Linked DNA regions of Homo sapiens: all the other regions are linked to region 1. Evidence: read pairs that join two places in POLR2A ChIA-PET (ENCODE). Cell type or tissue: GM12878. All regions are shown on one strand. Each heading gives the region's core, and the rest is flanking DNA. Links, peaks and the distances in the headings are about the cores only. Region 1 has its middle 20 kb from the start of KIF1B. Region 2 has its middle 7.2 kb from the start of PGD. Region 3 overlaps KIF1B (kinesin family member 1B).

Region 1 (10,318 bases), core at 4,152-6,651:
CTCACACTTGTAATCCCAGCACTTTGGGAGGCTGAGGTGGGTGGATCACTTGAGGTCAGGAGTTCGAGACCAGCCTGGGCGACAGAGTGAGACTCTCTTTCAAATAAAAAGAAAAACGTTTTTGCATCACTGAAGGCCTCCCTAGATTGTAAGCAAAGACAGTGAAACACAGCCCTCTAAGACAAGGCAACTCTAAGGAAGAAGCTAGGCATTTATTTATTTTTAATTTAATTTTTTTTTGAGATGGAGTCTTCCTCTGTCACCCAGGCTGGAGTGCAGTGGTGCGATCTTGGCTCACTGCAACCTCCGACTCCCAGGTTCAAGCGATTCTCCTGCCTCAGCCTCCCGAGTAGCTGGGATGACAGGCAGTACAACCACGCCTGGCTAATTTTTGTATTTTTAGTAAAGATGGGGTTTCACCATGTTGGCCAGGCTGGTCTTGAATTCCTGACCTGAAGTGATCTGCCTGCCTCAGCCTCCCAAAGTGCTGGGATTACAGGCGTGAGCCACTGTGCCCAGCCCAAGCATTTAGATCTATAATATTTATATAAACAATTGACTGTGTTTGTAACTAAAAATTAACCCTGCTTATTTATAGCAGGCATTTCCTTACAAGAGCTCAAAGTTTTTAAAAAAGCGATGACATCAGCAATTTCTTTCTACACCTGTGATATTGACAGGTAACATGCTCATTTTACAAAAAGACTGAAAGGTAGAGAAATAATCTCCAAAGAGGCTGCAAACCCATCAGTGCAGGGAACAGAGACCAGAGACCTAGTGACCAGATAAGCCCTGAGCATCAACCAGCTCTCTCTCTCTTTCCTTTTCTCTCTCTCTCTCTCTCTCTCTCACACACACACACACACACACACACTCTCTCTCTCTCTCTCTCTACACCAACAGACTTTCGAGGTCTCGCAAGGTTGGAGATACCACGTTCGACCACAATACAGTCTGCCTGCCCCCTTTTTACTTTTCCATTACTGGCCATTTCTCCAACGTGCTTAGCTTTCAACAAAACAGCATAAATAATTTAAACCATCATAAAAAGCAATACGCGATACAGAAGGACGGAAGATTTAGAGACTGCCTGCTGGAAATCGGCAACACTACAGTTTCTTTATTCATCCTGGTATCCCACAGGGGTTGGAAAGACGGAAGCAAAGCTCTCGCTGGTGTTTCTTTATTCTCCCAAGAGTGGCTTATAGCATTTGGGGGCAGGGAGAAAAGGCTGAGCTGCAGTGATTTCAATGAGAGGCTGTGTGGTCACAGGCAAGTAACATAACCTCTCTGAATTTTGGTTTCTTCATCTGTAGAGTGAGTATCTACCACAAGGTTCTCGGGATTATTAGATGGAGGGTGTTTGTTTGTTTGTTTGTTTTGAGATGGAGTCTCACTCTGTCACCCAAGCTATAGTGCAGTGGCGTCATCTTGGCTCACTGCAACCTCTGCCTCCCGGGTTCAAGTGATTCTCCTGCCTCAGCCTCCTAGGTAGCTGGGATTACAGGCGCGTGCCACCATGCCTGGCTAATTTTTGTATTTTTAGTAGAGATGGGGTTTCACCATGTTGGGCAGGCTGGTGTCGAACTCCTGACCTCAAGTGATCTACCCACCTCAGCCTCCCAAAGTGGTGGGGATTATAGGCATGAGCCTCTAAGCCCGGCCAGATGGAGTTGTAATCTACACCACTGAAGTGGAGAGGCCAGAACAGAGAAGGAAGCAGATGGAACTGAGAAACCACATAGAGACTGAGAGATCCTGAGGAGAAAGAGGCATTTGGGTTCTGGGAGAGGAGGTGGTGGCAGCTTGGAAAAGAATGGGTGCAGCTCTGGGCGGAAGGGAAGCTGGGAGAGGCGGACGTGTCTTCTGCCTGCCCCCATCACCCTATAATCCTGCACCTGTCAAAAGCAACCCAGGGTGCAGGAGGAGTTCCAGGGAGGCACAGATGTCTGACTGTGTTGACAGGAGCGGAGAGATGGCTGACATCAATAGATAGGCTGACGCAAAGTGTCCCCCTTCTCTCCATTCCCTAAGGACCAGCTGATTAAAACAAATGTAAGGCCAGGAGTGGTGGCTCACACCTGTAAACCCAGCACTTTGGGAGGCCAAGGCGGGAAAATCACTTGAGTCCAGGAGTTGGAGACTAGCCTGGGCAACGTAGTGAAACCCTGTCTCTACAAAAAAATACAAAAATGAGGCCGGGCACGGTGGCTTACGCCTGTAATCCCAGCACTTTGGAAGGCCAAGAAGGGTGGATCACCTGAGGTCAGGAGTTCAAGACCAGCCTGGCCAACATGGTGAAACCCCATCCCTACTAAAAATACAAAATTAGTTGAGTGTGGTGGCACAAGCCTGTAGTCCCAGCTACTCGGGAGGCTGAGACAGGAGAATCACTTGAACCCGGGAGGTGGAGGATGCAGTGAGCTGAGATTGCACCATTGCATTCCAGCCTGGGTGAGACAGAGCAAGACTGTCTCAAAAAAAAAAAAAAATTAGCTAGGCATGATGGCGTGTGTCTGTGGTCCCAGCTACTCAGGGGGCTGAAGTGGGAAGATCACTTGAGCTCTAGAGGTCAAGGCTGCAGTGAACCGTGATTGTGCCACTGCACACCAGCCTGGGCAACAGAGTGAGACGCTGTCTCAAAAATAAATAAAATAAAACAAAATAAATGTAAAAGACTCTTGGAAAAGAGCAGTGCTGGAGGAGAGACACAGGAAGGTTTCTTGAACGGCAGGGTGACGTGTGGGGACGGCACATGGGGAATTATGGCCTACAATTTAATGCCACAAACTCTGTCCACCTCCAGCTCACCAGGCGTGTCCACACACACGCTCACCAGGAGGGCACAGCTTAGGGCCTGAGCCTTGACCTTGCTCAGTACACACTGCTGTTGCCATCCAGGTGGGTTGTAACACCCAGGGGATTAGCAGCCCCAGGAAAATAACCAGACATCTGAGGAGCAAATGGCCAGAAATTGGAGACAATAAACTGAGCAGTTTATATCAGGGGAAGCAGAATGAATGGACTGGACACAACAGAAGTTTTAAATAAGCATAATAAATATCTTCAAAGAGATAAGAGATGCTATTAGTAACAAGTAATAGAATAAGCCTTTTTTTTTTTTTTTTGATACGGAGTTTTGCTCTTTCACCCAGGCTGGAATGCAGTGGCGCTATCTCGGTTCCCTGTAAGCTTCGCCTCCCGGGTTCACGCCATTCTCCTACCTCAGCCTCCCGAGTAGCTGGGACTACAGGCGCCTGCCACTACGCCCGGCTAATTTTTTGTAATTTTAGTAGAGACGGGGTTTCACCATGTTAGCCAGGATGGTCTCGATCTCCTGACCTTGTGATCCACCCGCCCTGGCCTCCCAAAGTGCTGAGATTACAGGCATGAGCCACCACACCCAGCCTGGGTGACAGAGTCTTACTCTGTCACCCAGGCTGGAGTGCAATGGCGCAATCTCAGCTCACTGCAACCTCCACTTCCCAAGTTCAAGCAATTCTCTTGCCTCAGCCTCTGGAGTAGCTAGGATTACAGGCGTGCACCACCACACCCTGCAAATTTTTGTGTTTTTAGTAGAGACGGGGTTTAACCATGTTGGCCAGGCTGGTCTCGAACTCCTGCCCTCATGTGATCCGCCTGCCTCTGCCTCCCAAAGTGCTGGGATTACAGGCATGAGCCACTGTGCCTCACATATAATAATTTACCGAATTGTACATCTATGTTTCATTCATTTTGCTGACTAAGTGTTGAAATAGCTTGGATATTTGTCCCTGCCGAAACCTCATATTGAAATGTAATCTCCAGTGTTGGAGGTGAGGCTTGGTGGGAGGTGTTTGGGCCATGGAGGGATCCCTCGTGGCTTGGTGCCATCTCTACTTGTGATAGTGAGTGAGTTCTTACCAGATCTGGTTGTTTTAAGAGTAAGTGGCGCCTCTCCGCACCTTGCTCCTGCTGTTTCTCTGTGAAGTGTCTGCTCCCCCTTTACCTCCCACCATGAGTAAAAGCTCCCCGAGGGCTCCCCAAACACCAAGCAGACACCGGTGCCACCCTTGTACAGCCTGCAGAACCATGAGCCAATTCAATCTCTTTTCTTTATAAATCACCCAGCCTCATATATTCCTTTACACTGCAGAGGTGTCCAATCTTTTGGCTTTCCTGGACCACATTGGAAGAAGAAGAATTGTCTTGGGCCACACATAAAATACACTAACACTAACGATAGCTGATGAGCTAAAAAAAAAAAAAAAAATCGCAAAAAAAATCTCATAATGTTTTAAGGAAGTTCATGAATTTACGCTGGGCCACATTCAGAGCTGTCCTGGGCTGCCTGCAGCCCACGGGCCCCAGGTTGGACAAGCTTGCTTTATAGCAATGCGAGAATGGCCTAACATAGGTGTTATACTTTATTTATTATTATTATTATTATAATTATTATTATTTGAGATGGAGTCTTGCTCTATCACCAGGCTGGAGTGCAATGGCGCGATCTCAGCTCACTGCAACCTCCGCCTCCTGGGTTCAAGCGATTCTCCTGCCTCAGCCTCCTGAGTAGCTGGGACTACAGGCGCACGCCACCATGCCCAGCTAATTTTTGTATTTTTAGTAGAGATGGGGTTTCACCATGTTGGCCAGGATGGTCTCGATCACTTGACCTCGTGATCTGCCTGCTTCGGCCTCTGAAAGTGCTAGGATTACAGGTGTGAGCCACTGCTCCCAGCCAGGTGTTACACTTTATAATAAAAAGATGGGGCCCAAAGATAAACAACAACAAAACAAACAAACAAACAACAACAACAACAAAACAAAGAAAAGGTGGGCCAGGCACAAGGGCTCACACCTATAATCCTAGCACTTTGGGAGGCCGAGGCAGGAGGATTGCTTGAGCCCAGGAGTTTGAGACCAGAGTGGGCAACATAGTGAAACTCCATCTCCACAAAAAATACAAAAAATTAGCCAGGCGTGGTGGTGCACACCTGTAGTGCCAGCTACTCAGGAGGCTGAGGTGGGAGGATCGCTGGAGCCTGGGAAGTTGAGGCTGCAGTGATCTGTGATCATGCCACTGCACTCCAGCCTGGGCAACAGAGTGAGACCCTGTCTCTAAATAAATAAATAAATAAATAAATAAATAAAATAATTAAAATAAAACTGACTAGGAAGTAAGTTCTAGAATAATACAAACAAAAACCTAAAAAACACGAGAGAAAGGGCAGAAAAGCACATACAGAAGGATAGATAGTTTACAAAGGGAGAAACCTGTGTGGCTAGTTCTAGTTTCTAAGACAGCTGCAACAAGACCTCCAGTCCTCCGTGCTATTCTTGAAACATGGCATTGAGACTCCTCCCTACTGAGAGGTGGGGTCTGTGTTTCCTCTCCTGGAAACCGAGCATGCCTGTGGCCACAGCAGAAGTGATACCATAAGACCTCTGGGCTGCTGGGCCATAGAAACCCAGCTTCTGCCTGGTCTTCTCAGGGTGCTAGCTCTCGGAACCTAGCTCCAGAGAGGGCACACCTGGGTGTGCCAGCCAACAGCCAGATGTGAGTGAGGAAGCCCTAAGGGTGACTCTAGCCTCAGCCACCATCTGACGGTAACAGTGTAAGATCCCTGAGTGAGAACAGCCCAGTGAGCTCAGTCAACCCCAAAACCATGATAGACATTAACAATTTCTTTTTTTTTTTGAGACGGAGTCTGTCGCCCAGGCTGGAGTGCAGTGGTGTGATCTCGGCTCACTGCAACCTCTGCCTCCTGGGTTTAAGCGATTCTCCCGCCTCAGCCTCCCAAGTAGCTGGGGTTACAGGCACCCACCATCATGCCTGGCTAATTTTTGTACTTTTTGTAGAAACGGGGTTTTACCATGTTGGCCAGGCTGGTCTTGAACACCTGACCTCAGGTGATCTGCCCGCCTCGGCCTCCCAAAGCAAAGTGCTGGGATTATAGGGGTGAGCCACTGCACCCAGCCCATGATAGATATTAATAGATTCTGTTTTAAGCCACTAGATTTGGGCGATTAAGATTTAGGTCTTTGGAAGTGGGTGCTGTTGAAACAAAGTATAATGCATGTGGCATTGGCTTTGGGATGGAGTTAGTAGGCAGAGGATAAAAATGTATTGAGAACACCGTTAGTGAGGCTTATAGGAAAGTGAGTAAATACTGTTGGAAACTGCAGGAAAGGGGACCTCTGTTACTTAGAGGTGGAGATTTTGTCAACACCGTTGTCTGCGGTGACTTGGAAAGGAGAAAATCTGCCAAGTGAACTCAATGATCTATGTCAGGAGATGTGAAGGCAGAATAATGAAATACCATTTGGCTTCTTTCATTGCCTGTAGAAAAATGTGAGATGAACTGGCAAAAAAAAAAAAAAATTTAAAAAATTAAGAAATGGCTTCTGGTCAGAAATCAAAAACAGTGCACTTTCGGGACGATATCTAAAGATGGGGTAAAAAATGTGACCGCAGGCCGGGTGCGGTGGCTCACGCCTGTAATCTCAGGACTTTGGGAGCCTGAGGCAGGGGGATCACCTGAGGTCAGCAGTTCGAGACCAGTCTGGCCTACATGGTGAAACCCCGTCTCTACTAAAAATACAAAAATTAGCTGGGAGTGGTGGCTCATACCTGTAGTCCCAGCTTCTCGGGAGGCTGAGGCAAGAGAATCACTTGAACCTGGGAGGCGGAGGTTGCAGTGAGCTGAGATCACGCCACTGCACTCCAGCCTGGTGACAGAGTGAGACTCAGTCTCAAAAAAAAAAAAAAAAAAAGCCTGACTTCAGAATCCTTTATTAAGACCTCAGAAAGATTTAAGAGTTACACAAGTAATCCAAAATAGAGAAAAGTTTATCCAGAAGAGACTTGTAGCTGCGGCTTTTGCCTAACAGAGCAAACTCCAGCAAGATTCATAGAAAACCCACAACATTTTAAGGTAATTGGTCTGGTCAAACTGCCTCCAGCTTAAATGAAAAGGGACAGGACAGAGAAAGTACAACATCAAAAGAGACTTTTAAACCCCTATATATATATAATATTATAATATTTATTATATAATAATGCATTATATAATATATATTATATATTATATAATAATGTATTATATAATATATAATATATATGTATTATATAATATATAATATATATGTTATTATATAATATATAATATATATGTTATTATATAATATATAATATATATAATTATATAATATATAATATATATAATTATATAAATTATATAATATATAGTATTATATATAATTATATAATATATAGTATTATATATATAATTATATAATATATATTATATATAATTATATAATATATAATATTATATATATAATTATATAATATATTATATATAATTATATAATATATAATATTATATATATAATTATATAATATATATTATATATTATTATATAATATATAATATTATATATATAATTATATAATATCTAATATATCATTCTATAATATATATTATATATTATTATATAATATATATTATATATATTATATATTATATAATATAATGTATATTATTATATAATATATATTATATATTATTATATAATATATATTATATATTATTAAATAATATGTATTATATATATTATTATATATTATATAATATATATTATTATATAATATATTATATATTATAATATAATATATATTATATATTATTATATAATATATATTATATATATTATTATAATATATAATATTATATAATATTATATTATATATATATTTTTTTTGAGATGGAGTCTTGCTCTGTCACCCAGTCTGGAGTGCAGTGGCTCCATCTCAGCTCACTGCAACCTCCGCCTCCCAGGTTCAAGCAATTCTCTGCCTCACCCTCCTGAGTAGCTGGGATTACAGGTGCCTACCACCACACCTGGCTAATTTTTTATATTTTTAGTAGAAACGGGGGTTTTACCATCTTGGCTAGGCTGCTCTTGAACTCCTGACTTTGTGATCCACCCACCTCGGCCTCCCAAAGTGCTGGGATTATAGGCGTGAGCCACCGCACCCGGCGTTACTGCAACATATGTATATATTTTTTTAATAAGCAGGAAATGTACTGAGAAGGCTTAATTGCAAGCTCAGTTTTTGTTTTTTGTTTTATGGAAAAGGAAGAAAAGATTCAGAGGACAAAAAGAGCCAAGAGGGTGGAGCTGAGAGGCTTGGTGAACAATTCCTGGGCTGTAGGACTGAGCCCTGAACAAGGAACTGGTGACATATGCCTGGTTGGATCTCAGAATTATTAATACTATGGACCAGTGACTCCTGTGGGGTACCATTTTCCACCTTTTTGAACAGGATCATCCAGAATGGTTTTCCCATGCCTGTCCCATCATTGCATGCATGGTGTGTGTGCACATGTTGTGTGTGCATGTGGTGTGTGTGTGCACGTGTGTGTCTATGTGGTGTGTGGTGTATGTGTGCACGTGGTGTGTGTGTGTGTGCATGTGTGTGTAGGTAACTTGTATCTTTCATTAACAGATCTTTAAATCCGTAAGATTAACACTCAAGGAACTACGTTCAAAGAATCCCATCTGAGAAGCCTCATCTGCAGCTGGACTTGATTTCAATGATGAGATGCTGGACTTGAAGCGGATGCCCTGATGGGATGCGGTTTGGGAATCTCACGGGAAGGAAATAAGGCATCATTTTGCAGATATGAAGAATGTAAATTGTTGCCAGAGGAGGAACGTGGCAAATGTTATTTGCAAGATGGTCAGAACGACGTCTCCCATCCCAGAAGCTCTTCTCACAGAGTGACGTTGACCTCCCTCCCAGCATGAGGCGGGTTCTGCATTTCTTCCCCTTCAATCCAGGCAGGCTTGTGACTGCTGCTGAAGTGACACTATGTGACTTCCAAGCCTAGGCTGTAAAAGGGCAATACACAGCTTCTGTCTGGTCCTCTTGGAAGCTTGCTCTTGGATCTTCCAGAACTGTGGGGGATAAAATCACTGTTATTGAACCAAGCCACTCCATTTTGGGGTGATTTTGTTATGCAGCAATAAATAACTGATACAACTAGAGTAACAAATATATGAAGAGATTAATTCATTCAACACATATATTTGCCAGGCACACTTATAGGTGCCAAGGATACAGAAAAAAATCTCTGCCCCCCCCCACCCCGGGCTTACATTCTAGTGGGGGGAAGTGGACTGTAAAGTACATAATAGATATAGCATGTTAGATAGTGATAAATGCCAAGGAGAAAATGCAAAGAAAGGGAATAGCAAGGGATACCAAGGTTAGGTGAATAAATTACATTTTTAAATAGGGTGGACAGGGAAGGACTCACCAAGGTGATATTTGAGTAAAGATCTAAAGCAAATAAGGGAGTGACTGACCCATATGTATATCTGTGGGAAGAGGATTCTTCATAGAGGAAGTAGTCTAGTGCCCTAGCAGGGGTGGAGAGCAATGAGGCCAGAATGGCTGAGTTTTTGGAGTAAGGGGAGTGTTGTAGGAGATGAGATCAGAGAGAATGCGAGGTGAGCGTTTTGCCTTCCAGGTTATTGTAAGGATTTCTTTCTTTCTTTTTTTTTTTTTTTTGAGATGGAGTCTCAGTCTGTCACCCAGGCTGGAGTGTGGTGGCTAGATCATAGCCCCTTGCATTTGCTGGAGCTTCTGCTCCAGCAGCCTTGAATTTCTGGGCTCAGGCGATCCTCCCACCTCGATCTCTGGAAGTGCTGGGACTACAGGCGTGCAACACCACACCTGGCTTTAGGGTTTTTTTTCCAGCCCCTTTCTTTCTTTTTTCTTTTTTTTTTTTTTGAGACGCAATTTTTGCTCTTTTTTTGCCCACGCTGAAGTTCAATGGCACACAATCTCGGGTCACTGCAACCTCTGCCTCCCAGGTTCAAGCAATTCTGCCTCAGCCTCCCAAGTAGCTGGGACTTGTACAGGCACGCATCACCATGCTTGGCTAATTTTGTATTTTTAGTAGAGACTGGGTTTCACCATGTTGACCAGGCTGGTCTCGAACTCCTGACCTCACGTGATCTGCCCATCTCGGCCTCCCAAAGTGTTGGGATTACAGGCGTGAGTCACCGCACCCAGCATCTTTTTCTTGAGATAGGGTCCCCACTTTGTCACCCAGGTTGGAGTACAGTGGTGTAATCTCGGCTCACTGCAGCCTCAACTTCCTGGACTCAAGCAATCCTCCTGCCAAAGCCCCTGAGTAGCTGGGTCCACAGGTGCATGCCACCACGCCTAGCTATAGTTGTTTTTTTTTTGGTTTTTTTTTTTTTTTTTTTTGAGACAGAGTGTCACTCTGTCACCCAGGCTGGAGTACAGTGGCACAATCTT
Region 2 (10,318 bases), core at 4,782-7,281, 200 kb before region 1:
TGTCATCATTTGCTTATCCATTTATCTGTTGATAGACATTTGGATTGTTTCTAGTTTGGGAAATAAATAATTCTGTTTTGAACTCATGTACAAATTGTTGTTTTCATTTCTTTTGTGTGTGTGTGTGTGAGATGGAGTCTCACTCTGTAGCCCAAGCTAGAGTGCAGTGGCACGATCTCGGCTTACTGAAACCTTTGCCTCTGGGGCTCAAGTGATTCTCCTGCCTCAGCCTCCCAAGTAGCTGGGACTAGAGGTGTGCCCCACCACACCCGGTTAATTTTTTTGTATTTTTAGTGGAGACGGGGTTTTACCATGTTGCCCTGGGTGGTCTGGAGAGCTACCACCTTAGCCTCCCAAAGTGCTGGCATTACAGGTGTGAGCCACCACACCCAGCCTGTTGTTTTCATTTCTTTTAGACATATACTTAGGAGTGGATTGCTGGGTTTTAAGGTAAGTGTAACTTTTTAAGAAACTGCTGGCCAGGTGTGGTGGCTCACACCTGTAATCCTAGCACTTTGTGGGGCCAAGACAGGTGGATCACTTGAGCCCAGGAGTTGAAGTCCAGCCTGGGCAACATGGTATAACCCTGTGTCTACTAAAAATACAAAAATTAACCCGTCGTGGTGGCACATGCCTGTAATCCCAGCTACTCAGGAGGCTGAGGCAGGAGAATTGCTTGAACCCGGGAGGTGGAGGGCTCTACTAAAAATAGAAAAACTGAGGTGGGAGGATCACCTGAACCTGGGGAGGTCAAGGCTGCAGGGAGCCATAATTGTGCCTGCACTCCAGGTCTCGCCCTGTCGCCCAGGCTGGAGTGCAGTGGCGTGATCTCGGCTCACTGCAACCTCTGCCTCCTGGGTTCAAGAAATTGTCCTGCCTCAGCCTCCCAAGTAGCCAGGACTACAGGTGCACGCCACCACGCCCAGCTAATTTTTTGTATTTTAGTAGAGACAGGGTTTCACTGCATTGTCCAGGCTGGTCTTGAATCCCTGAGCTCAGGGAATCTCCCCCCTCAGCTTCTCAAAGTGCTAGGATTACAGGCATGGGCCACCACACCCGGCCGATATAAAACTTTTAACAAAACCCCAGACTTTATTCCAATGACAATTTTTCTGCTGGGCATGGCGGTTCACGCCTGTAATCCCAGCATTTTGGGAGGCTGAGGTGGGAGAATCACTTGAGCCCAGGAGTTGGAGACCAGCCTGAGCAACATAGTGAGACCCCCATCTCTACTTAAAAAAACAAAAATTAAAAATAAGACTAGCCAGGTGTGGTGGTGCATGCCTGTAGTCCCAGCTACTCGAGAGGGTTAGGTGGAAAGACTGCTTGAGGCTGGGACATTGAGGCTGCAATGAGTCATGATGGTACCACTGCACTCCAGCCTGAGTGACAGAGCCAAAACCCTGTCTCAAAAAAAAAAAAGAAAAAAAAAAAAGGCCAAGCACGGTGGTCCACACCTGCACTTATAGTCCCAGCACTTTGGAAGGCCGAGGCAGGAGTATCACTTGAGCCCAGGGTTGGAGAACAGCCTGGGCAACATGGCGGAAACCCATCTCTACCAAAAAAAAAAAATTCAAAAATTATGGCCGGGCACAGTGGCCCATGGCTGTAATCCCAGCATTTTAGGAGGCCAAGGCAGGCAGATCACTTGAGCCTAGGAGTTCAAGACCAGTCTGGCCAAACTGGCAAAACCCCATCTCTACTAAAAATCCCAGCTACTCAGGAGGCTGAGGCAGGAGAATTGCTTGAACCTGGGAGGTGCCACTGCACTCCAGCCTGGGCAATAGGGTGAGACTCAGTCTCAAAAAAAAAAAAGTGTCATTTACAATAACATCAAAAGAATAAAATATTTGGAATAAGATATTGAATTTAATAAAATAAGTCCAAAGCCTATACACTCAAAACCACAAAACATTGCTGAAGCAAATTACAGATCTAAATAAGACATTGTAACATGTTAACGGATTTGCAAGACTCAATATCACACTGGCATGATCTCGGCTCACTACAGGCTCCACCTCCCAGGTTTAAGCGATTCTCCTGCCTAAGGCTCCTGAGTAGCTGGGATTACAGGCAAGTGCCACCACATCCAGCTAATTTTTTTTTTTTTTTTTTTTTTTTTAGTAGAGACAGCATTTCATTATGTTGGCTAGGCTGGTCTCGAACTCCTCACCTCAAGTGATCTGCCTGCCTCGGCCTCCCAAAGTGCGGGGATTACAGGCGTTGAGCCACTGTACTGGGCCTATCATGGATTTTCAATTGTATATTTTTCCTTTCAATTCTGTTTTTGAGACTAATGTTAGCAGTGTATATATTTATAATGGCTAAATCTTCATAATGTATTGATATAGCCATTATCATCATAAAATGTTCCTTTATGTTTCTAATATTAATACTACTATTAAAGTCTATGCTGAGTTAAATGTATGCAGGAAGAACTTGGGGAAAAAGGCCATGTTGACTGTTGTTCATATAGCTATTCCTGCTCTCTTGTGATTCTTGATTGCATGGTATATCTTTTCACTTTCACTCTATTATTTGTGTCTTTGAATCTAAAGGATCTCTTGTAGATAGCATATAGTTGAATCTTGCTTTTTTATACAGTTTTACAGTCTGTGCCCTTTGGAATATTTAGTCCATTCATGTTTAATGTAATTGTTGATATGGTTGAATATATGGATGACATTTTAATACTTGTTTTCTATATTTCTCATCTTTGTTGTCCCTTTGTTTCTCTTTAATTCTTTTTTGAGATGGAGTCTCACTCTGTCGCCCAGGCTGGAGTGCAGTGGCACCATCTCAGTTCACTGCAACCTCCACCTCACGGGTTAAAGCAATTCTCCTGTTTTAAGCCTGCCAAGTAGCTGGGATTACAGGCATGCCACCATGACTGGCTAATTTTTGCATTTTTAGTAGAGACAGGGTTTCACCATGTTGGCCAGGCTGGTCTTGAGCTCCTGACCTCAGGTGATCTGCCTGCCTCGGCCTCCCCAAGTGCTGGAATTACTGGCGTGAGCCACCACGCCTGGCTTCTTTAACTCCTTTTTCTGTGTTACATTTGTGTATGTGTATGTATGTATTATCCTGATCCCAAAGTTGAAGGGTTTTTTCCTTTTAGTTATATGTTTGAGTTACTTTCTGTGTGGTTGTCTAGGGATTGCAGTATGTAGCTTTAACTTATTACAGTATATTTCAGCTCAATACTGAAAATTCTGGTAAAATACAGTAACTTTACTACCCTTCCCTTGCTCTTCCTTTGTGTTATATATATATCTTTATATGTTATAAACCCAGCAATGTGTTATAACTGGTTTAAACAACCTTGTTTTTTAAAAAATTAAAAAAGAGAGAAAAATATAAAGTATAAAAGAGAAATATAGGGAGGCCGAGGTGGGCAGATCACGAGGTCAGGAGATCGAGACCATCCCGGCTAACTTGGTGAAACCCCGACTCTACTAAAAATACAAAAAATTAGCTGGGTGTGGTGGCGTGCACCTGTAGTCCCAGCTACTCAGGAGGCTGAGGAAGGAGAATTGCTTGAACCCGGGAGGCGGAGGCTTCAGTGAGCCGGGATTGTGCCACTGCACTCCAGTCTGAGCAACAGACCAAGACACTGTCTCAAAAAAAAAAAAAAAAAAAGAGAAATATATAGTGTTTTACATTTAGCTGCCTTCATCATTCTAGTGCTCCATGCCTTCTGGTGAATTCAAGATATTGTTCTAGTGTCCTTTTCTTTTAGGCTGAAGGACTTCCTTTAGTACTTCTTTTTTTTTTTTTTTTGGAGACAGAATTTTGCTCTTGTCAACCATGCTGGAGTGCAGTGGCTCAATCTCGGCTCACCACAACCTCTGCCTCCCAGGTTCAAGCGATTCTTCTGCCACAGCCTCCCAAGTAGCTGGGATTACAGGCATGTGCCATCATGCCTGGCTAATTTTGTATTTTTAGTAGAGATGGGGTTTCTCCATGTTGGTCAGGCTGGTCTCGAACTTCCGACCTCAGGTGATCTGCCTGCCTTGGCCTCAGAAAGTGCTGAGATTACAGGAGTGAGCCACCACACCCGGCCCCTTTAGTACCTCTTTTAGGAGAGGTCTGCTAGCAATAATTCTCTTATTCTCCCTTTTTAAAAATCTCAGAATGTCTTTATTTCACCTTTTTCTTGGGACAGGGTCTTGGTCTGTCACCCAGTCTGGAGTGCTGTGGTTTGAACATAGCTTACTGTACCCCCAACCTCCTGGGCTCAAGCAGTTCTCCCACTTCAGCCTCCCAAGTAGCTAGGACCGCAGGTGGGTGCCACCATGTCTGGCTAATTTTTAAAATTTTTCTGTAGAGGCTGGTCTGGTCCTCCTGGGCGCAAGCAATCCTGCTTCAGACTCCCACAGTGCTGGGAGTACAGGTGTGAGCCACCGCACCCGGCCTCACCTTCACTTTTGAAGGCTAGTTTTGCTGTATATAAAATTATTGGGTGATTGTTTTTTCCTTTCAGCACTTTGAATATCCATTGCAGTGGCTTTAGCCTTTACTGTTTCTGATGAGCAGTTAAGCATTTTTTTTTTTTTTTTTTTTTTTTCAGAGACAGGGTGTTGCTCTGTTGCCCAGGCTGGGGTGCAGTGGCACAATCACAGTTCACGGCAACCTTGACCTCCTGGGCTCAAGCAATCCCACCTCAGCCCCCAAAATGAGTGGGACTACAGGTTCACGCCACCATGCCTGGCTAATTTTTGTATTTTTAATAGAGATGGAGTTTCACCATGTTGGCCATGGCTGGTCTCAAACTCCTGATCTCAAGTGATCTGCCCACCTTGGCCTCCCAAAGTGCTAGGATTACAGGTGTGAGCCACCACACCCAGCCCAGATTTTTGTTTCTTTTCTTTTTCCTTTTTTTTTTTGACACAGGGACTCGCTCTGTTGTCCAGCCTGAAGTGCAGTGGCTCACTGCAGTCTTGAACTCCTGGGCTCAAGCAATCCTCCCATCTCAGCCTCCCAAGTTGTTGGGACTACAGGTGCACACCACCGTGTCTGGCCTTTTTTTTTTTTTTTTTTTTTTTTAAGAGACAAGACGAGATCTCTCTCTGTTGCCCAGGCTGGTCTCAAACTCCTGGACTTAAATAATCCTCCCACCTTGGCGTCCCAAAGTGCTAGGATTACAGGTTGAGCTACTGCACCCAGATTTTTTTTATTCTTTAGGTTTTAGCTTGACTTCCTGATGGTTGCCTTGTGTCTCCATAACTTAGTGGCCAAAGATCTGGGAAGAGGTTGTGCTCAAACACCTTGGCTGTGCTCAGATATTTAGGCCTATCTGGGTGGGTTGGCGGTGCATTCAGGGATCACCTACTTCTTAAATCTCCCTTGGCTTTTTTTTTTTTTTTTTTTTGAGACAGAATTTTGCTCTTGCTCCCCAGGCTGGAGTGCAGTGGTGGGATCTTGGCTCACTGCAACCTCTGCCTCCTGGGTTCAAGCGATTCTCCTACCTCAGCCTCCCAAGTAGCTGGGATTACAGGCACCTGCTACCATGCCTGGCTAATTCTTTGTATTTTTAGTAGAGACGGGGTTTCACCATGTTGGCCAGGCTGGTCTTGAACTCCTGACCTCAGGTGATCCACCCGCCTCTGCCTCCCAGAGTGCTGGGATTACAGCGTGAGCCCACCACAACCAGCCTCCCTTGACTTTTAACATTTTTCTTTTTCTTTTTTTTTTTTTTGAGATGGAGTTTCACTCTGTCACCCAGGCTGGAGTGCAATGATGCAATCTCAGCTCACTGCAACCTCCGCCTCCTGGGTTCAAGCGATTCTCCTGCCTCATCCTCCCAAGTAGCTGGGATTACAGGCATGCACCACCACGCCTGGCTAATTTTTGTATTTTCAGTAGAGACGGGGTTTTGCTGTGTTAGCCAGGCTAGTCTTGAACTCCTGACCTCAGGTGATCTGCCTACCTTGGCCTCCCAAAGTGCTGGGATTACAGGTGTGAGCCATGGTGCCCAGCTCTCCCTTGGCTTTTAATTTCTATGGGCTTTCTGAAGTCTCATCTGTGTACGTGTCTGGTTTTCCAGCCAGCGAGTGATGTGCTGAGGTCCTGTCTAATCCTTTTGTGGCATTCTCATTTCCAGAGTCTCCTAGATTTCTAGCTAGTCTGCTACTTGAGATCTCAGGCTAGTAAGCTGTGGGTTTCTTTCTCAAGAAACGGCTTTCTCAAGCCGTTTATTTCTCAAGAACTTTGCCACTTTTAGCTGATAAAAAAGTACACTTCTTGAGGCCGGGTGCGGTGGCTCACGCCTGTAATCCCAGCACTTTGGGAGGCTGAGGAGGGCGGATCACAAGGTCAGGAGTTTGAGACCAGCCTGACCAAAATGGTGAAACCCCGTCTCTACTAAAAATTGAAAAATTAGCCAGGTATGGTGGCAGGCGCCTGTAGTCCCAGCTACTCGGGAGGCTGAGGCAGGAGAATGGCGTGAACCCGGGAAGCGGAGCTTGCAGTGAGCTGAGATCGCGCCACTGCACTCCATCCTGGGCGACAGAGTGAGACTCCATTTAAAAAAAAAAAAAAAAAAAAAAAGGTACACTTCTCGGCCCGGGTCAGTGGCTCACACCTGTAAACCCAGCACTTTGGGAGGCCGATTTAGGAGGCCGAGGTGGAGGATCACCTGAGGTCGGGAGTTTGAGACCAGCCTGACCAACAAGGAGAAACCCCATCTCTACTAAAAATAAAAAATTAGCCGCAGTGGTGCATGCCTGTAATCCCAGCTACTGGGGAGGCTGAGGCAAAAGAATTGCTTGAACCTGGGAGGCAGATGTTGCAGTGAGCCGAGATCGTGCCACTGCACTCCAGCCTGGGCAACAAGAGCAAAACTCCGTCTCAAAAAAAAAAAAGTTCTAGCACTTTTTTTTTCTTTATCTTTTTCTTTTCTTTTGATACTAAGTTTCGCTCTTGTTGCCCAGTCTGGAGGGCAGTGGTGCTATCTTGGCTCACCGCAACCTCCGCCTCCCAGGTTCAAGCGATTCTCCTGTCTCAGCCTCCCAAGTTGCTGGGATTACAGGCATGAGCCACCATGCCTGGCTAATTTTTTTGTATTTTTCGTAGAGACATGGGTTTCACCAGGTTGGTCAGGCTGGTCTCGAACTCCTGACCTCAGGTGATCCACCTGCCTAGGCGTCCCAAAGTGCAGGGATTACAGGCGTGAGCCACTCTTTTTCTTTTTATTATTCATTATTATTTTTTGTAGAGACAGGGTCTTGCTTGGTTGCATAGGCTGGCCTTGAACTCCTGGCCTCCAGCCAACTTCCCACCTTTGCTTCCCAAAGTGTTGGGAGATTACAGGTGCAAGCTACCGTGCCCAGCCAGTTTTTTCTCAAGAATAAATGCTTCTTAATTTGCCTGCCTTTGGTTGATGTCCAGAACCTTGAAATGTTTTTGGTATATATTTTTTCCAATTTTATGCTTTTTTATTTTTGTAGAGTGCATTCCCTATTCTCTTCACGCTGCAGCAGCCAGCAGTCCCTCCACAGCACTGTCCTTGTCCTTTTGTCTGTGGTTAAGGCCTTCCTCCAGAGTCCGCCAGAAAGTAGTCAGGGTCTGTGGGCTTTTACTGAAGGCCCTGACCACAGGGCATGCTGCAATAATAGATCCTGTGCTGGGTGCTGCCTCTGCTGGCATTTCTCTTTCACAGGCTGGATTTGGGACCTCAGCCTTACAGGAAATAAGGAGACTGAGGATCAGAAAATGTGGAGAGAAGCCTCAATAGAAAGGACACACAGGCTCACACCTGTAACTCCAGCACTTTGTGAGGCCGAGGCGGGTGGATCACCTGAGGTCAAGAGTTTGAGACCACCAACATGGCAAAACCCCGTCTCTACTAAAAATACAAAAAATTAGCCAGGCGTGTTGGTGGGCGCCTGTAATCCCAGCTACTCGGGAGGCTGAGGCAGGAGAATCACTTGAACCCAGGAGGCAGAGGTTGCAGTGAGCCGAGATCACGCAACTACACTCCAGCCTGGACCACAAGAGTGAAACTCGTCTCAAAAAAAACCCCCCCAAAATTAGCTGGGCGTGGTGGTGCATCCTGTAGTCCCAGCTACTTAGGAGGCTGAGGCCTAAGAATTGCTTGAACCCAGTGGTAAGGGTGGGGGACAGAGGTTGCAGTGAGCCAAGATCATGCCATTGCACTCCAGCCTGGGCAACAGAATGATGCTCTGTCTCAAAAAAAGGACAAAAGGACTGAGAGCCTCCTCAAACTCCTGCCTTGCTCCAGAGGCTCACAGCAGTCCTCAGGCTGCTTGACGACAGGGATGCCACTGCCTGCCTGTCCTGCTTCCTTCCCAGGGTGGGCACAGCAAAATGAGCTAATGTCCATGAAAGTTCCTTTTAAACTTAAGACTGCTCCACAATTTTCATATTTATTAATATTCTCTAACGTGACAAACTCAGCTCAGGGAAGTTGAACTTCCCAGCTAGTTAGTGGCGGAGGTGAACTTTAACCCAAGTCTACTTACTAGGGCCAAGCCCAGCATTCTTTCCCAATAGGGTTAGCAGGACATAATCATGTATACTCACAGTGACTGTGTTCCCAATGAACCTGGGTATGTCTGCATTTTAGAGATGTTTCATTGACTTTCAACGGAAAGCTGGATTTTGGAGAACAAACAGTACTTGCAGAAATTTCACAAGTAGAACTTCACACAATGGCTCCCTTAAAAGAACCTTGGTGACAGGCATCCTTTTCAACTTTGTTGCAGCTGCTTCCTCTTTCTATGGGGCTCAGTTACAAGGAAAGCCTACCATCAGACTTTCTTGCAGGAACAAATTGATTGCTTTAGTCTGAGATTTAGCAAGGGAGAAATTATGCTGAGTCAATGTGAATAATTTAACCAAGTTACTACTGAAGAGATTTTATGCAAACATATTGCATAAAATCAATATGTATCTAATCATATAGTCATGTTTTCCCTTCTAATAATGTTACATGCTACACAAACTTTCCATTTCCATGTTAAGGTTCTAATCAGCAGTAAAAAATACTGCTTCTCAGAATTGCTGGAAAACTACAGTAAGCTGGCTTGGGAGAGCAGGACTGGAACAAAGGCAAGTCTCCCCCTGGGGATGAACAGAATCAAGCCAGGGCGCGCTAGAGCTGTGTCAGGCTGACTTAGCTTTTTAGTTGTTAGAAACTCAAGTGCTTGGCTTAAAATGCTTAAGAAAGTCAACCCACATTATTATCCACCAGAAAAACTTTCTGGCTTGCCCTAACTCCCCAAATCCCAAATCAAAGCATGAGCACAAGTTCTACAAGAACAGCCCTCTATGCAAACCTCCCAGGGTGGAATCCTAGTTTGATTTACGTAAGAGGGTGTGTAAAGCAACATACCAGTAAGGGCAGATTTGAAAATCCCAGCTCTGACACTCACTCAACTAAATAATTCTCGTAGCTGAACTCAAACTGAACTCAAATGACCTGAATATATTTTAGGTGGAAAGAGTACTTTTTTTTTTTTTGAGACGTGGTCTTGCCCTGTTGCCTGGGCTAGGCTGGAACTCCTGGGCTCAGAGGAGCTTGCATGAAATGATGCCTTTCATTTACAGGCACATGCCACTATGCCCAGCTCCTTTTTTTTTTTTTTTTTTTTTTTGAGACAGGGTCTTGCTTTGTTACCCAGGCGCCAGTGGCACCATCATAGCTCACTGCAGTCTCAAACTCCTGGGCTCAAGGGATCCTCCCATCTCAGCTTCCTGAGTAGCTGAGGCTACAGGTGTGTACCACCATGCCCAGTTAATTGTTTTTATTTTTTGTAGAAATGGGGGCTCACTAAGTTGCCCAGGCTGGTTTTGAGCTCTGGCTTCAAGTGATCCTCCTGCCACGGCCTCTCAAAGTGCTGGGATTACAGGTGTAAGCCACCATGCCTGCTCCCCCCGCCTTTTTTTTTTTTTTTTTTTTTTTTTAAAGAAACAGGTTCTTGCTTTGTTGCCCATGCTGGCCTTGAACTGCTGGACTCAAGCAATCATTCCACGTTAGCTTCCAGAGTAGCAGAAGGAGCAATTCTGAAAAAGCCCAGAGGCTATATATTCTCACCCCAGAGGAGTATGCTTGTGATGTGCTCAGAATAGCTAAAATGGTCTGTGCAGGGACAAGAGTTCCTAAGGGAAAGTGGAATATCTCCCCATCCAACCGCAAGTGGAATAACAAGAAGAACCAGATAGAAAAGCAGCGCACGAGCCCGGGCCAGGCGCAGTGGCCCACACCTGTAATCCCAGCACTTTGGGAGGCCGAGGTGGGCAGATCACAAGGTCAGGAGATCAAGACCATCCTGGCTAACACGGTGAAACCCTGTCT
Region 3 (10,318 bases), core at 3,342-5,841, 110 kb before region 1:
AAAATACAAAAGTTAGCCAGGCATGGTGGCATGCACCTGTAGTCCCAGCTACCCAGGAGGCTGAGACAGGAGAATTGCTTGAACCCAGGAGGCAGAGGTTGCAGTGAGCTGAGATTGTGCCACTGCACTGCAGCCTGGGCGACAGAGCAAGACTATCACAAAACAACAATAACAAAAACAAAAAACAAAGTAATATGGGCCATACCAAGAGCTCACAAAAGCATGGCACTAGTTACTTATTTAGTAAGAGACTCAATTAAGCAATTTTATTCATACAGAGTTATTCTCTAGGATAAGCATTTGCTCAGAAATGCATCATGGGACATACATGGCAGTCAATAAAACCTTGGTTAATTTCTTCCTGGTCATCTGTGAAATTAAGGGATATTTTAGCTATCTAAATATTTCAGCAACATGAGGACACCTGGGATTAACAGATGAAGCACAAATATAAACCCAATTCTTTGGAATATCACTGTGGACATAGTCCTTACCACAATCCACAGCTGTAAATGAATATATTATACAACTCTTCATTCTACAGTATTACCTAATCACCAGTGGAGAGTAACTCATTCACTCCCATGAAAAGACCACTGTAAGAATGAAAATATATGGACCTACCCTATGTTATCTCAAGTTAGGGAAATGAGAGCCCATTTTTGCTACAGAGTTGAAACCTGAATAATATAATAAATATTACCTTTTTTTTTTTTTTTTTTTTTTTTTTTAAAGACAGGTTCTCACTCTGTTGTCCTGGCTGCAGTGCACTGGCTATTCATAGGCAAGATCCCATTACTGATCAGCCTGGGAGTTTTGGCCTGCTCCATTTCCAACCTGGGCTGGGTTCACCCGTCCTGATGCAAGTTTGTGGTTTCCTGCTTCAGGGACATCACCATATTGATGCCAAACTTACACCCAACTGGCATAGTGTACCACAGCCCAGAACTCCTGGGCTCTAGGGATCCTCCTGCTTCAGCCTCCTAAGTAGCTGGGGCTGTACGCATGTGCCACCAAACCTAGCAATTATTATTTTTAATCTTAGAAAATAAATTGTGTATAGAAAGGAATAGTTAGCACATTTATGTCTAAAGAGGAATAAAAAAGGACAACTGGGTTTACACAAAATGCATTGAAGTGACTGATTTGAAGCAGCCTATCAAGTACATTCAAACCAAATGGCACAGGAGATTGTCATCTCAGTAACTCAACCCATTACAGACATCATTTACCCATGTCTAATCTGCTATAAAACCTCAGTTGAAGACTTCAACTGTTCTAGCTATGAAAGCAAAAATATCTCTCAAAGCTTCTCTTTTTAAGGGGAAAAAAACATTAATTGGAAGCAACTTTCTGAGCATTAAGAAAGTATTTTCTTAGAGGCAAAGAAAAAATACTATGATTAAAAATAATGTGTTCTAATAAAGCATAGTGCCCACACGCAAAGGAAAAAAAAACATAATCACAATCTTTAAGGCTTCCTTGAATGCTAACTGCTATCTTGGCTGTAGTTTTTCACACCGTTTGGAAGACAAGTGTTTGATAGATGATTTCATGTGACTTAGGAATCTTCCAAAACATGAAGTCAGGCAATTTCGGACATCTCTGGCTCTTCACACTGCCTCTTAGAAAACTTTTTGACAAACTCAAGAGATGAGGAACGATGTAGAAAATAATTCTTTTCTTCCCATTAAAATCCATCTTTCTTAGTGGATTCTCCAGTGAGGCAAACTGAGACCACAACCAAATAAAATGAGGTATTGATACAATAAATCATCATCAGGACTTCGCCTTCCTTGTTTGAGTGTCTACAAGCATTACTAATGCTAACCAAAGAATAGTTTATTATGTATCATCTCCTTTATTCCAAGCCCAACCAAAGTTAACTTTTATTTCACTATTTCATCAACTATTGGAAAAAAGCAGCACCACAGAGCCATATGCTGTAGCTTTGTCCCCCATGTCTGTCCCACCTCTTCCCTCTCAAGCCAAATAACCTCCTTACAAGCTACACAAGTTTTTTGTTGGTATTTCTGTTGGCATGATTTTGGTGAATAGTTCACTTTGTGTGCATGTGTGTCAAATGATACATTGAACTTCAAAATGCAAACCACAAACAGAATCCCAGACACAGTGCCAATTTATAGATTCTGATATGACAAATTTCATACATATTCTGATACATTCAAAAGAAAAAACCATTATATGAGTTTTTTGTAAAATACAGAATAAAAGAAGACGTGGAAGTTGTGTGGAAGATGCAAAGCTATGTATTGCAAGATATGTTTGAAGACCTTTAGTTTTGGCTTACGAAAATTCTAATCATATTTAAAGAAGGGAACAGACGTGGATGAGAAATCCAAAGCTGTGCCCACCCAGTTGCATGTTATTATTTTTAAACCAATTTCTAACATTTATGAATAACAGACATTTAATTCTGCTTATCAAATTCTCCTTTTGAATGTCTGCATAAACTAAGAGGCAGGTCTTTCTGGATGTCAGATTAATTTATAGGCATTATAAAAACATAACAAACTTACATCAAGATGGGACAAGTCTGTGTAAGTAAGTATATTAATTAGGCACTAAAAAAGGAGGAACGTTTCAGAAAAAGGAGTTCTTGATGCTTTATCCAAAATTTCAGAAACTGCCCATTTATGGTATACAAGCAAAAGGGAGGTGTTGAAACTTTTACCAGTGTTTTGTCTTAACAATATAAAACCAGTTAATATTTATAATGTAAATAATAAGAACTCAAGGCCAAAGGTAGAACCAAATCAAATCATGAGCTAACACTGTCTGTTTCTTCCACCATGATTTCAAGTTTGTCCAGTAACTGATTTATACTGTGGTTTCTCGACCAGCTTTGAGATTGGGTGCTGAGAACTGTCTCCTCATCCGCGGAGGTGTCACAAACTGGCTACAGTGGCTGGGTTTGTCAGTCTGCTTCTGATAGGAAGTGGCTGCATTGCCCTCTAACTGACCTCCAGTGTTATAATTACAGTAAGACTGACGGTGTTGATGAATATGGCGCTTTGCCTGGAAAGTCTGTACATCAGCAGTGGGGTGACCACTGTGGGAGTTTAATGACTCCGCGGAGGCAGATGCCTGGCAGCGCGTACTTTTCGGCTGGCCATTATTGAGAGAATTGCTTCTCCAACGTAGTTGAGGTGGCTGTTGCTGATTATTAATGTGCTGCTTGCTAACTTGGATGTGATCTTGACTTCTCATTCCTTGAGAGCCCCATGGAAACTGGGGATCCTTAAAAGCTCCTTTACCCCCTTTTTCTTGGCTCTCTTCTTTATTCCCTTTCCTTGCTTCATCGTCTTTTGGAATCCTAAGCTCTATAACCTCATCTTCTGTTATGATGATATGTGTCCCAGGACTCCAAGAGTTTCTGTGTTTAGGGTTGCTCTTAAAGGGGAAGCGGGGCTTCCGGTTCTCAGGAGGGATGAACCTATGAGGTACATTCTGCCGACGAAGCTGCTTTGTTATCTCCTGCTGTTGCAAGTTCTTAAACCGAATTTGCTCTTGCCTCATCCAGCGCAGACGTCCACGTCTAAAAGCTGGATCCCCATTCATCAGCTGGGAAACACGTTCTTCTTTTGCAAGTTCTCCATTGTCTCCTTTACTTACATTATTCTCAGAGGTGCTACTAACACCAGCACCAACAGGCTCCTTTGCTTTGTGGCTTCCTGGGCTTTTCTGTTCCTGAGATCCGATCAGTGGCAAGACTTTTTCCATTTTGAGCATTTTATTTCTTAAGACTTTTATCTCCTCGTCTTTCATGTTATTTTGCTTTTTGACTTCTTGCAAAATATCTTCCAGCTTGTCTATATGAACCTTGAGGTCATCTACATCAGTGCTGCCTTTCCCAGTGGCCATGACGTCTTCGATCTTCTCATCCCCAACACCGACGGTATCCCAGACGTCCCTGGCCACTGCCCTCCAGGAGTCCCGCTCATTGGGGTCTTTCTTGCCATACATGGCACAAAGCTCCTTCATCTTGACAATGGCCAGGGCTTCAATCTCCTGCCGACTGTGCCTGAAGTCATTGAGAGCAACCTCATAGCAAATCTCTTTGACAGCCTGAATTTTAAGATCTGAGATTGTGACCCACTTGGAATCTTTACTCAAGCGCCTTCTTTGGGGTATCTGATACATTTTAATTGGTTCACGTTTCTTCCCACTGCTTGGGAGGCCACATTTTTTAACAATGGTTTGCAACTTGCTGGGAGGTAGCTTTTCTCTCAGAGAAGTAATCAGTTTCCAGCTCTCTTCACACGACCTCTTGTCAGAATCGTCCCCGCTATCAGAATCCGCGTCCTTTGGAAAAACAAAATCAAAAAATGGCCCCAAAATAACCAAAATTAAAATGTAAAAAAGGAAAATTAAATCGAAGAAAAAGCAAGCAAAAAAGCCTTAACCAAATTTAAAAATAAGACCAAAAAAACTAAAAAACAAAACAAAACCAAAAAAAACCCCTCAATAATGTGGAAGTCTATTAAGACATACGCCTATGTACATTTCTATCAATATAAAGATTTGCTTATTTGGCATCCCTAATCCAAATTTCCACTTTCTGGCTTAAGTGATGAAATTTGCCACCAAATTTCTTAGGAGAATTGACAACAGGGATGAGTATGTCACCCTATGGTCATACAAAATTATTCAAATGGCGTGACTTAACGACCTCACTATTCGAAGAAAATGAAGTAAAACCTAGGCCCCACACATCATGCTAACAACCCATGCAGACACTTCCCCACATTTGCCTTGGTTATTGCTGTTGCTTCTTCCAGAATCTCTTTCCCCCATGAGTGAGCACAGATGCCATACAAAGATGTGACGAGCAGGCGGATTAACAAAGGTTAGTAAGGCTGTAGGACGCCAGGTTTTGTTTAGCTTTACTAAAAAGAGCAGCCCTAGAAAAAAGTTAGAAGATGAGAATGTAGAAAAAGAAGCAGTCAAACAGGGATGATGTTAAAAATGCTAAGAATCCCTATGAGCAGACCATGTCAGTTCTTAGTCAACCAAATGTTTTCTTCTGTAAGACAAGAGGGTTTGGAAATCATCTTTCCATGAGCAGAGGATTTGCTATTTTTTGTCATGTTAAATGTATCCATTTCCGTCGTACGATTAAAGTGTGTTATCTGGATAACAAGAAAGCTTTTTTTTTAAAGGATCCTCATAGTGGGTGTGTTTTGTCTTGTTTTTCACACACACAAATCAATAAAGACCTCACCTCCAAAATTTTGAGAAATAAATTACCCGAACAAAAATAAAGCTGGGCAAATATACTTCCACTGAATATAATTTAAAATTCCCCAAGTCACATTTTAATAAGTACAACTTAGAGATATTTTCTATCTAGAAAACCCAGGACATTTTTAGCTATTTGAGGAATATCACTTTAAGTGACAACTCTTCCAATAAACACATAAAACAGAAAGATCATACTCTGGTTACATAAAATTGATCCACTTTAAAAGGTATGTTTAACTCTGTCTTTCCAGCTGTCTTTGCACCATTGCCTCTTTTTCAGAAAACCTTACTTAGCCCTAAAACAGCAGCCTGACTTCACAACAATGTAATTTCAAGGGCTGTATAGATAATAAGCAATCGCTCTTAACTAATACAAGCAAATCTTGATAACATGGATCTCTGGGAAAGCAATGTTGGATTTAGAATTCCAAATAGTAAGTGGGATTAGAAAGAATTTCTATTCGGGAGATAAAAGTTGCTGGGAAAAGAAAATACTCAGCTGCTCTGCCTATGAAGTAGCCATTCTTTATTGCTTTACTTTCTTTCTTTGTTTCTTTTTTTTTTGAGACAGAATCTTGCTCTGTCGCCCAGGCTGGAGTGCCCGATCTCGGCTCACTGCAACCTCCACCTCTTGGGTTCAAGTAATTCTCCTGCCTCAGCCTCCCGAGTAGCTGGGACTACAGGCACCTGCCACCACGCCTACCTAATTTTTGCATTTTTGGTAGAGATGGGGTTTCACCATGTTGGCCCGGCTGGTCTTGAACTCCTGACTTCAGGTGATCCACCCACCTTGGCCTCCCAAAGTGCTGGGATTACAGGGGTGAGCCACCGCACCCAGCCTATTCCTTTATTTTCTTAATAAACATGCTTTCACTTAAAAAAAAAATACTCAACTCACAGATGAGTAGTTCAGGGCAGTCTAGTAAATGAAAATAGTTACTAACAGTCAATCTTTTATTCACTGTGGTTACCAAAAATATCTCTAGAAGAGTTTGTTTGCTTGAAACTGATAAATAGTACCTTGCCTCCTAGACCAAAGTTTGTTGTTTTTGTTTGTTTCTTTGTTTGCTTTGTTTTTTGAGACAGGGACCCAAACTGGTCTCAAACACTTGCGCTCAAGTGATCTTCCTGCCTTAGCCGGGACTACAGGCACACATCATCACACCTGACAAAACCAAAGATTTGCCTGTATAGTCACTTTCTAAGGAACAAAAAAGTAACTTTCCACAATAATAATAATAATTTGGCCTCTGAATTTAAAAATCTTGCCACTGATTTGTATTATTTCTATTGACCTACAAATGAGTACTAAGCCCATTTATAACTCCCACCTATTTGATAACTTACCAACAAAAGTTTGCTAAATTTACACAGACTCTACATTAATTTTTCTTTTCATTTTTAGTTTTTAAAATCATAATGGCTAATTTTAAGTGATAAATATGACATTCATAAATATTAGAGAAAAAACTATGTCTGACTCCTGAAGAGGATTTTTTGCAAATATGTATAAACTGAATTTTACAGAACATAAACAAATTATCTTTGATTCTTTCCCACATAACCAACAACTATCACTTTTTTTCTGGCTGTTTTTCTTTTCCTCTTCAAATTGCTTAAGGATGAAATGAATATTACCTAATTCAGGAAATGACAAGTATTCTAAGAATTGTTTTAATATCATGCTTAAGAGACAAAAGTTATCTTTAAACTCTAAAATAAAATATAAATAAGTCTATATAAATCCAAAAGAACTCAACTCAAGTAAAATCTAGCAGCTGTCATTTTCTTTCTTTTTAAAATACTGCCATTTTGACTCTGTAGAGTATGTCCTCTTTAAAGTTCAAATGTATCACCCTGTCACATATTGATGGTGATACTAAAAACTGTATGCAAAGTTTATGTGATATAAATCCTATCTCCATGTCAAAAAAAGAATTTTTTATATTTATCTATATTATTATTATTATTATTATTATTATTATTTGACACTGAGTCTAGCTTTATCACCCAGGCTTGAGTGCAGTTGCGCGATCTTGGCTCACTGCAACCTCCGCCTGCTAGGTTTAAGCAATTCTCCTGCCTCAGCCTCCCAAGCAGCTGGGATTACAGGTGCCCACCAAGACGTCCTGCTAATTTTTGTATTTTCAGTAGAGATGGGGTTTCACTATGTTGGCCAGGCTGGTCTCGAACTCCTGACCTCAAGTGATCTGCCAGCCCTGGCCTCCCAAAGTGCTGGGATTACAGGCGTGAGCCACCGCGCCTGGCCAGATTTTTAAAATATTTAGATTCATTTATTAAGGAGTTGGAAAAGCTACTGAGGTCTGGTCAATTCACATGTCACAAAATGATCCTTCGGCTTTCATTAAATGCCAAATGCAAAGTAGGCCTCCTAAAGAGACTCTGCAAGGAACTTATGCAAATAAGAAGAGAGAAGATCCCAAAACTGTGTGTAAAAAGCAAGCACAGAAAGGACCAGGGTATCCTAGAGCACTAACTGAAGAAAATACTCAGCACCCTAACAATGTGATGCATTTGGGAACTATCAGAATAGAAAACTCATGAGCCTGAATTCCATTGTTTAATGCTGACATTATGCAAAAAGTGATTACATATGGTAAATATTAAATAAATATTTACTGATTAATAATTCCTTTGTATTCTCTCAATGTTTATTCACAGGGTGCATTAGAAATACATCTGTTAATTGACCAATACAGGGTAATATATAAAGACATTTTCCATTCAGTATTACTACTGGTAGATATTCTTCAGGCTGAAGTGTTAGAAATCAGTTCCTCCCTTAAGTCAAGAAATGAAAGTGGAACAGACAGACCTTTGAGAGGAAAGCAACTTCCTTGCTTTAAGAAGCTGCTCTTGAAATCCTGGCTTGCTTTCAGATACACAGAGCAAACAACAACCAGAATCTGATTATCTGCAGGGTATGTACATTCCCTAGAAACTAAATACGTCTTAGACATTCACTTTCTCTTTATTTAGTGGCCATCTTTATTTTAGGGCACAGAATGATCACCAACTCTTGGTTATGGATAGCACCAGGCATCCTTATTCTGCCGTGCTTAGTTATTCTTTTTTTTTGTTTGTCTTGTTTTGTTTTGTTTTTGTGGTTTTTGTTTCTTTTTTTTTTTTTTTAAATATGGAACGCTTCACGAATTTGCGTGTCATCCTTGCGCAGGGGCCATGCTAATCTTCTCTGTATCGTTCCAATTTTAGTATATGTGCTGCCGAAGCGAGCACCGTGCTTAGTTATTCTAAGTGAGGTCCCAGGATCCACCTGCCTAGGCTTCCCAAAGTGCTGGGATTACAGGCGTGACCCACCGCGCCCAGCCAAGTTTTGGTTTCCTCAACTGGAGGTAATATTACATATTTTACTTATACATATGCATAAGTAAACAAAGAGGGTTGTTTTGAGGGTCAAATAAATTGATGGATGTTAACGCTCTCTGTAAATTATAAAGCACTATACAAATACAAGGCATTATTGTTAATAATAGAGCTTAATTACACCTGTCCTCATTTGATCTCTCACAGACCATCAGAGGCATGTTATTAGAATGTACTACATTATTAAGATAAAAGACATCTTCTTGTGTCACAAACCTTTCAAGCCACTAATCACATTGTAGCTAGTTCTTTCCGTTTTCATTAAAAACTTAATGCTAAAAAGGCCTCCTAAAGAGCCTCTGTTGGTAACACTGCTATTATCTTGCCCCAAACCCTTGATTTATTCTTACAATCCATTCTTTTTAGGGCTTTACTATAATTTACAAGATAACAAACTAACTGGTTTAATCCATGCCCATGCCTGAGAACTGAGGTATTCTGGAAAAGGTTGCTTGTGCTCAAGTCCTTCACGTTTCTGGCCCACTTAGCACTAAGCCCCTTCTTCTCCAAAGCACAGAGCATGACTAGAAGGCTGTAGTTTACATGCTGTATTTTATACTAAGGAAAGAAGCCAGTGCTTGAACTTTCTCCCTAATGCCCCCTTACCTTAAAAGAAAGATACAACTGAATCTTAAAAAATGAGAACTTCCTAAACTGCATCCACAGTATCCAAAGGTTAGTTATACTTTATTCTTACATATCAAATGAATGCTGAGAAGGTTCTTATAACCACAGCTTTGTTAACCAAAATTGGTTGTTTGGTTGGCTTTAAAAATGAAAATCTAACTAATGGATCAACTTATTTATTCATGAGATTCAGTTTCTATCAAATCTGGGAAATCAATTACCATTATAAAACGCTGAAGCCATTAGTATTGTATCAATAGCTGGGACCTTAAACAGACTTTCCAGCTGCTCACTCAAATCCTCCTTCCCTCAAAGGAAGCAAGCCTTCTGTCCTGTCCGGGCTGGGTATGCAGCCTTTGCTCCCACCGCTACCACACATGCCACTGAGAACCTGATTGAGAATTCAGACTCCATGCAGGGGATAAGGAAAGGAGTAACACATGCAACTGTGCAGCAACACTTTTAGACACAGTTTAACTTAAAAAAAAAAAGTCTGCCCAGCGTAAGAACAATCCCAAAGTCAGCCCAAGAGCAGAGAATTAGTACTATCAAGTGATCAGAAACAAAACCAAGGCAAACTCTCACCAAATTCAATATTCAGAGTAATTATCATTTAAAGAACCACCACTGAAGCAAATTCCAAAACCACTATCAAGAGGCAAAGGCTACCAGAAAAGCTCTATTTCCTTAAAAAGTATTTGGTTGTAACAGAAGTTAAGATTTGGCTTTAAGACATAAAAAGCCCAAAAGAGTACCTCTGTGGACTATTTTTTCAGGCTAAGGCTACCGGGAGATTTAAGTTCATTCTCCATTAAGGAAATTAAAGAATAGTGCTTGGTATCATTGAGACAGAAGCAATTTGGGTGAGTACTGCTCTGTGGAACAGGGAAAGTATGGGAACAAGCTGCCCTTTTCCCAACAGTTTAGCAGATTCAGGACTCCTACCAGTCTCTGCTGCTCCAAAAGAAGATCTGCTTCTTCCTTCTCCTTTTTGTATAAGATCTCCATTTCCTGTAGCCTA

Evidence for each region. Peaks named below come from ENCODE experiments on the same cell type or tissue, not always from the same donor. Only the 100,000 strongest peaks of a DNase experiment are listed, where the experiment ranks them.
Region 2: POLR2A ChIA-PET joins it to region 1 with 6 read pairs; 3 of 35 experiments call an interaction of 5 or more read pairs at or near these places.
Region 3: POLR2A ChIA-PET joins it to region 1 with 7 read pairs; 4 of 35 experiments call an interaction of 5 or more read pairs at or near these places.

Annotation. Positions count from the first base shown.
Region 1 is chr1:10,185,006-10,195,323 of GRCh38, reverse strand. No RefSeq gene overlaps it. Among named protein-coding and RNA genes, the nearest start is that of KIF1B, 20 kb to the left of the region's middle. RefSeq lists an enhancer at 5,636-5,685. In GM12878, for the core only: no CTCF peak of the experiment used is centred there; a DNase peak (open chromatin) is centred at 5,503; H3K27ac peaks cover 487 bases.
Region 2 is chr1:10,386,735-10,397,052 of GRCh38, reverse strand. No RefSeq gene overlaps it. Among named protein-coding and RNA genes, the nearest start is that of PGD, 7.2 kb to the left of the region's middle. RefSeq lists an enhancer at 8,617-8,796. In GM12878, for the core only: no CTCF peak of the experiment used is centred there; no DNase peak of the experiment used is centred there.
Region 3 is chr1:10,297,171-10,307,488 of GRCh38, reverse strand. KIF1B (kinesin family member 1B) reads right to left here. Exons shown (of 49, transcript NM_001365951.3): 22 at 10,243-10,315. It also overlaps the pseudogene RNU6-37P and the pseudogene RN7SL731P. Among named protein-coding and RNA genes, the nearest start is that of KIF1B, 92 kb to the right of the region's middle. RefSeq lists an enhancer at 1-40. In GM12878, for the core only: no CTCF peak of the experiment used is centred there; no DNase peak of the experiment used is centred there.